Linked DNA regions of Homo sapiens: region 1 is linked to region 2. Evidence: read pairs that join two places in POLR2A ChIA-PET (ENCODE). Cell type or tissue: K562. All regions are shown on one strand. Region 1 overlaps PMS1 (PMS1 homolog 1, mismatch repair system component). Region 2 overlaps ANKAR (ankyrin and armadillo repeat containing).

Region 1 (4,000 bases), 190 kb after region 2:
TGCTTTGAAATATGTGCTGTTATGGATTATGTACCCAGTTATACATCCAATCCTTTAGCTAGTTTCTAGTTTTATTTTATTTTATTTTATTTTTTGAGATGGAGTCTTGCTCTGTTGCCCAGGCTGGAGTGCAGTGGCACGATCTCAGCTCACTGCAACCTGTGCCTCCTGGGATCAAGTGATCCTCCCATCTCAGCTTCCCTAGTAGCTGGGACTACAGGCACGTACCACCACACTCGTCTAATTTTTTTTGTATTTTTGGTAGAGACAGGGTCTCACCATGTTGGACAGGCTGGTCTCAAACTCCTGATGTTGTGATCTGCCTGCCTCGGCCTCCCAAAGTGCTAGGATTGCAGGTGTGAGCCACTATGCCCAGCCATTTAGTTTTATTTTAATTACTAAGAGTAATTTAAGTAACAGTTAACATGTCAGTTTTATTTGTCCTATTAAAATATTTTGAACAAACAGTATTTTCTTCTAATTAATAATATCTCCATAAATTACTATGTGACTGCTTTTATAATTCGTAAGTTAAAATCACAGAAATAATTCAGGCGTTTAGATATTGAAATGGTAGGGTAGAATTTGAAGAGCAGCAGTTGTTAAAACACTTAAACCAGTTTTATTTTCATAAATATCATGGGACTCCATTTTCTCTCCAAAGCAAGAAATGATCTAAACAAATTTAAGGAACAGAACAGCAATAACTGGGATTAAGTTAAATTATATAAAGCACATGTGGTGTCAGTGAGCACTTATGACTTAATGTGAGACCCTATGGGAAATTACTATTTGTTCTCCAACTAAGGAACAAAACTTTGTCCTGACTGTATTAAATTTGAATGAGGGTTCACTAAATGTTTTAACAGCAATTTTTGTTTTTAATGGACATGTTCTGGAATATGAACTTAACTATGTGTTTTTATTTTTTTTCTTTCAGGAGTTTCAATTACTGAAAATTACTTGGAAATAGAAGGAATGGCTAATTGTCTCCCATTCTATGGAGTAGCAGATTTAAAAGAAATTCTTAATGCTATATTAAACAGAAATGCAAAGGAAGTTTATGAATGTAGACCTCGCAAAGTGATAAGTTATTTAGAGGTACGCATTATTTTATATATATGTTATTGTATACAGGGGTCCCAACTCCCGGGCCAAGCCGGTTAGGAACCAGGCCACACAGCAGGAGGTGAGCGGCCTCCTAGCGGGCATCACCACCTGAGCTCTGCCTTCTGTCAGATCAGTGGCAGCATTAGATTCTCATGGAAGCACAAACCCTATTGTGAACTGTGTATGCGAGGGATCGAGGTTGTGCACTTCTTGTGGAACAATTTCCTGAAACCATCCCCACCCGCCAACTGGAAAAACTCTTCCACAAAACCGGTCCCTGGTGCCAAAAAGCTTGGGGACTGCTGCTGATTCTATATATAGAGGTATTATAGATTGGCCAGACTTTAAGATACTTATTTCTTAAAATAGTAAATTATTTCCAAATAGTAGAATATTATCTGTAAGTTTTATTATGTATTTGCAAGAAGAACACTATTAAAAAAAAAAAGAACACTCTATTAAGTTTCACATCATAGACTGACTGTGGTAAACTCTATCATGGATTCTTACCATAACATTTTCTTGGGTACATATTGAGGAAAGACTTTATAAATGAGATATTTTGCAGTGAAGTTCTTTTTTAAAAACATTTCATAAATAATCCCCTCAGAAGGGGTTTAAACTAATGCTACCTTTATATTACATACTTGTCTAAAAAGTATTGTAATATAATTCTAAGTCCTGATCTCATCAAGAGGAGTAGAAGGGAAGGAAAGTGAAAGATGGGAATCTTTGAATAAGCGGAAATTTTCATTTTTGTGACAGTATTCACCACAAAAGAGAAATGTAAGAGTGGGTTAAAAGAAAAGGATTAAGGAAGGTTATAAACTTTAAAATATAAGATAGTAGCAGGAAAACAATAGTGTTTCCATCTATATATCTTGTTCTAGATATCCCTCAAGATTGGTATTATTTAAAAAACAAACCTGAACTCTAATGAAGTTTTTCTCCCTTTTTAAAAATGAGCCATTTTTGTTTACAGTTGGTAGTGTGCCTGCTGTATTCTGAAGGTCGGACTTCCTTAACAGGAAAGTCTGCTTGTTAAACCTTCTGAAGAATGTATTCAGTAATGTTCTGTGAATCCTTTAGGAACTTTGTCATGTGGAAATTCCCAGCCTATTGTGCGGGTAGCTTAACATTGATAGTTTCTAGAGACTTCAAGGGAATATTTTCTTGTGAAAGAGTTAGTATGAACTTAAAGGTTGAGGGAGCTGTGGGTTGGAAGAACCATGTGGGGAGAAATAAGAGTTCAGAAATAACAGGAATAAAGTAAATTGGGACTGGTTTTAAATATTTTTTTGCTAATACTTTACCTTTCAGTATGTTAAGGTAATAGTGGTATAAGTGTTAAGAAAAATGGGCTAGGAAAAAAAAAGAGAGAACTTAAACCACGGGGATGCTTCCATTTAAGGTCAATAAGATGAATCAGAGAGAAAGGAAAGTGAAAGGAGAACCAAGAGAGGGGTGGATGTAAAAGTCAAGGAAGGAAGTAAATTTAAGAATAAGTAGTATCATGTTCTGTATAGGGTAATAATTGCTAGAAGACTATCAGATATGGCTACTAGATGACATTGGTAACCTTGAAGAGAATCGTAATGGCAAAGTACAATTGTCCTTGTATATACTCAGTGGATTGGTTCCAGCACCACCTGTGGATACTAAAATCCAGGCATGCTTAAGTCCTGCAGTCAGCCCTCCAGAACCCACATATATGAAAAGTTGGCCCTCCGTATATATGGATTTCGCATCCCATGGTACTGTATTTTCTATCACAGTTGGGGTCGGAAAAACATCCATGTATAAGTGGACCCACACAGTTAAAACCAGTGTTGTTCAAGGGTCTGCTGTGGTAGGAATAGACGACATTTGCCAGTAGTTAAAGAGTGTAGTAGTGGAAAAGTAGGCAGCAAGTCGTATGATAGTGAATAGTGAAAGGAAGGAAAGAGTATGTTAAACATGTCTGTGTTGAACTGGTGGAAGACTGACAATAAAAAATTGCAGAGGAGGCCAGGCTTACTGGCTCATGCCTGTAATCCCAGCACTTTGGGAGGCTGAGGTGAGTGAATCACCTGAGATCAGGAGTTTGAGACTAGCCTGGCCAACATGGTGAAGTCCCGTCTCTACCAAAAATACAAAATTTAGCCAGGTGTGGTGGTGCGCACCTGTAATCCCAGCTACTCAGGAGGCTGAGTGAGGCAGGAGAACTGCTTGAACCCAGGAGGTGGAAGTTGGAGTGAGCTGAGGACGCACACTGCACTCCAGCCTGGGCGATAGAGCTAGACTCTGTCTCAAAAAAAAAAAAAAAAAAAAAAAAATTGCAGGGGAAATGTTCCCCAAAAGGCAAGAGGGAAGATAGGATATGAATTTAAGGTTTAGAAAGAAGAAACTGAATCAAGAGCAGAAAACAGAAAAGGGGAAAAATGAAAATAATATTTTTACGTAAACTTTAAAAAAAAATTTCTTAATCATTAGAACCTGTGAAATTTTAGGGGAACTTGAGAGAAGTCATGTTGATATATGTGGTGAAAGAGTAGAAGTTACCTGCTGAGAGTGGAGGGGTTGTGGGAAGGAGTTGGTAATTTTAGTACAGTAACAAAGATCTGAAAATAAGAGCTGTAGGTACTATAAGAGAAGGTTAATTAGAGAGGAATAAGAAGATTTCCAGGTGTCACTGAGGGATCTTAAGAGTTAACATTTGTATTGGATCCAGCCAGGACAGTTTTATGACTCAACGATGCTCAGTAGAATTTGTCCAAGGGTAAATCAAAACACCAATTCCTCACCCTGTCCTAGAGGGTGATCTGGCCTCTGCCTAATTTCCTTTTCTTGTTCCTCTTTTTTTTAACAACTATGATGCACCCACACTGAACATTTAGTTCTTTCTCTTCTG
Region 2 (4,000 bases):
AAACAGTAGCAATAGTAGAGAATAGAGCACACCAAAAATCTGGCCATGTTACCCAGTTTTCTCAGCAGGCATTTTAGTTAGGGTGGATCCCTTCATCTAATTCATAAATTCTTAGACTCTTTCCAGAAGGCTAGGAGGATGGAAGGAAAGAAGAAAACATCTCATGATAGCAAAATAGGAGAAGGGAACTTTTAATAGAAATATTGAGAAAAAATGGGAACTTATTTATTATCACAAGCGAGTAATGTGAGTTGGGTTGTTTTTTTCTCTGTTCATTCCCTGTCCTCTATCTGGAATGCCTTCTTCCTGTTCACCCCACACCACTGTCCACTTTCTTCCTAGGGTTATTGCTACTCATTTTTTGAGACTTGATTCAGATACTGCCTACTCTATTTGGACTCTTTTATCTGTGCACAGAAAAATACTTTGTATTTTGAATTGAAATTATTGGCTTCATTTCTTTCTTCCTTATTAGACATTAAGCTCATTCTTGAGAGCACAGAAAATTGTGTCTTTTTTGGTTTGATTTTAAATTCTCAGCACCTTATACAGTGCATGACTTATAGTAAACTTTCAATACATATAGAAATTAAATGGGTAATAATAGAATATAAGGGAATTGGTTGGGCACAGTGGCTCACACTTGTAATTCTAACACTTGAGGAGGCCGAGGTAGGTGGTTCGCTTTAGCTCAGGAGTTCGAGACCAGGCTCTACAAAATATACAAAAATTAGCCAGGCATGGTGGTGCACGCCTGTAGTCCCAGATGCTCGGGAGGCTGAGGTGGGAAGATCACTTGAGCCCAGGAGGTTGAGGCTGCTGCCGTGAGCCAAGATCATACCACTACACTCCAGCCTGGGTGACAGAGACCCTGTCTCAAAAAAAAAAAAAAAAAAATAGAGGTTAAAGCTGTGGAAACTTTTGTTTCCCCTCATTCCCCTCATCCTCCAAATTTCATTTGATCCAATTTTTTATTAAATTCTTTTTTATTATTTACTTTCCTATGACTGTACATATTCCTTCCAGCTAATTTACATAATGTGCACTTTGTTTTCTGAATTTTTTTTTTAAAGGGACAAGCTCTTACTCTGTCACCCAGGCTTGAATGCAGTGGCATGATCTCAGCTCATTGCAGCCTCAGACTCCTGGGCTCAAGTGATCTTCCTGCCTCAGCCTCCTGAGTAACTGGGACTACAGGAACTTGCCACCATGCCCAGCTAATTTTTTTGTTTTTTATTTTTTGTAGAATGTTGTCCCGGCTGGGACATTTCCTTTCTTTAATAACTTTCTTTTTCTTTTTTTTTTGCTTCTGGTCCTTGATTCAGGGAACATTATTTTTCATGATATGAACAATCGTGGTTTTTTTTTCCAGTAGCTAACTTCTCCATGTACTTACTACTAATTCAGTTCCAGTCTTTCAAAGGGAAATATTGAATTCTTCTTGATAAAAAAATGGGATATGAAGTTCCATTTTTTCCTTAGAGATGTCTCTCTTGATAACTTCATCCTCTTCCTTTTGTCAGAACTCATTGCTTTAAGCCCACTTCACCTTCCTTTAGCACCCCTCCCTGCCCCTGGCCCAGTAATTCCAGTGCTTCTTTCATCTGAGAGGCTCTCCTCACCTGCCTGGCGATCCTTGCTGCTTGTTTTCATTTAGGAGTGAGGCAGGAACGCTGGCAGACTTCACTGTAGAGTGATGAGCAGGAACCCCTGACATTCCACTGGGAAGCCTGTCCCCCAGATGTTGTATCTGCAGGTGTGTTTCCTCCAGTATCCTGCTTGGAGGGAGGGCTGTGAGTCAGGGGCCAAAGGAGGGGAAGTGCTGAACTGTGGATATCTTGGTTCAGCACTCAGACTCTCATTTAACTAGTTTTCAGCACAACTGCTCCTCCCAACCCTCAGCTGTGCTTTGTACCCTTTTAGTGAGGAAGAGGAGAAGGGCTGTGCTATCTGGGGAAGATGATCTAGGGATCTCACTACACCTTTTCTTTTAAAAAAATTCTTGCACCATGGCCTGTCCTTCACAGCCTCCACATAATGCTTTCAGTCTCTAAGGCTTCTTGTGGTTTTTGTTGGCTCCCAGCCACCCCAAGCCATGAGGTTTTAGTGCTATCAACAATCCCTCTGGCTTTTTAGACTTCTTTAAACTGCCAGAATCCCTTTCATTTCTTTGTAATTTATCTAACTATTTTGCAGAAAAGAGATGAATTATAGTGGCCATTTTAAAAACCCAAGAGTATTCTGGCCTTTTTAAAAAAAAGATTTGAGAAAGAAAAAAGAAAAAGAAAGGAGGGGATACATTGACATATCATTTACACTTTAGAGCATATATATTACAAACAAATGCCACATTTTCTACAGTCATGTCTTACGACTACAAGCAGTTTTCTCAAGCCTAAATTAAGGGTAACATTGTAGATATAACTATCTTAAAAAGACTATTTGACAAGAAGAAAGTCCTCAATTTCTTTGTAAATGGCAAGAAAATGTAGCACGGGAAATTTGTCATTTTTTGATAGAGTAAAATCAAGTTTTAATTCTTATTTATTAAATGATGATTACTTAGCTGGCAGTTTCTTTGTTTATTATGCATGTCTAGCTTCTTATTGGCAAAAAAAAAGAAATTTATAGTACTAGCCTGAAAAAACAAACTATGCTTTTGGCCCAAGTGAGAAGCTGATACCCTGGTTAAAGAAAAATCACGTTTTCTTGTTGTTTCATATTTTCCTTGATCAAAGCTGGGACTTATATTGTATCTGTATTCACTTTCCTTAGTAACCTACTCATCTGTCTGCTTTTATCTTACACAATTTTATTGGCATTGTTAACTTAAGAATCATGAGATTTATAAATTTGGAAACGAGACTCTTTCTTTTTTTGAATTATTTTAAATTTTGTGGGTACATAGCAGGTATATATATTTATGAGATATTTTCACACGGCATACAATGCCTAATAATCACATCAGGGTAAATGGAGTATCCTTCACCTCACAAATTTATCCTTTCTTTGTGTTACAGACAATCCAATTATACTCTTTTAGTGTTTTTAAATGTACAATAAATTATTGACTGTAGTCACCTTGTTGTGTTGTCAAATACTAGATCTTATTCATTCTATCTAACTATATTTTTGTATCCATTAATTATCCCCACTTCCCTCCTGCCCCACCATTCCCTGCCACCTTTCCCAGCTTCTGGTAACCATCTCTATTTCCATGAGGTCAATTGTTTTAATTTTTAGTTCCCACAAATAAGTGAGAATATGCAAAGTTTGTCTTTCTGTGCATGGCTTATTTCATTTAACATAATGTCCTCCAGTTTCATCAAAGTTGTTGCAAATGACGGAATCTCATGGCTGAATAGTACTCCATTGTGTATATGTACCACTTTTTCTTTATCCATTCATCTGTTGATGGACACTTAGGTTGCTTCCAAATCTTGATTATTACGAACAGTGCTGCCACAAACGTGGGAGTGCAGATACCCTTTGATATTCCGATTTCCTTTCTTTTGCATTTATACCCAGCAGTGGGATTGCTGTATCATACGGTAGCTATATTTTTAGTTTTTTGAGAAACCTCCAAACTGTTCTCCATAGTGGCTGTACTAGTTTACATTCCCACCAACAGTGTACTAGGGTTCCCTTTTCTCCACATCCTGCCAGCATTCATTTTTGCCTGTCATTTGGATAAAGGCCATTTTAACTGGGGTAAGATGATATCTTATTATAGTTTTGATTTGCATTTCTCTGATGATCAGAGATGTTGAACACCTTTTCGTATGCCTGTTTGACATGTGTATGTCTCCTTTTGAGAAAAGTCTATTCAGATCTTTTGCCTATTTTTAAATCAGATTAGAATTTTTTCCTGTAGAATTGTTTGACCTCCTTATATAGTCTGGTTATTAAGCCCTTGTTGGATAGATAGTTTGCAAATATTTTCTCCCATTCTGTGGGTTGTCTCTTCACTTTGTTGATTGTTTCCTTTGCTATGTAGAAG

Evidence for each region. ChIA-PET counts read pairs that join two places held together with the same protein. Peaks named below come from ENCODE experiments on the same cell type or tissue, not always from the same donor. Only the 100,000 strongest peaks of a DNase experiment are listed, where the experiment ranks them.
Region 1: POLR2A ChIA-PET joins it to region 2 with 5 read pairs; 2 of 35 experiments call an interaction of 5 or more read pairs at or near these places.

What each region holds. Positions count from the first base shown.
Region 1 is chr2:189,872,556-189,876,555 of GRCh38, forward strand. PMS1 (PMS1 homolog 1, mismatch repair system component) reads left to right here. Exons shown (of 13, transcript NM_000534.5): 12 at 941-1,101. Among named protein-coding and RNA genes, the nearest start is that of PMS1, 90 kb to the left of the region's middle. In K562, no CTCF peak of the experiment used is centred here; no DNase peak of the experiment used is centred here.
Region 2 is chr2:189,683,952-189,687,951 of GRCh38, forward strand. All of the region lies in intron 2 of ANKAR (ankyrin and armadillo repeat containing), which reads left to right. Among named protein-coding and RNA genes, the nearest start is that of ANKAR, 11 kb to the left of the region's middle. In K562, no CTCF peak of the experiment used is centred here; a DNase peak (open chromatin) is centred at 2,080.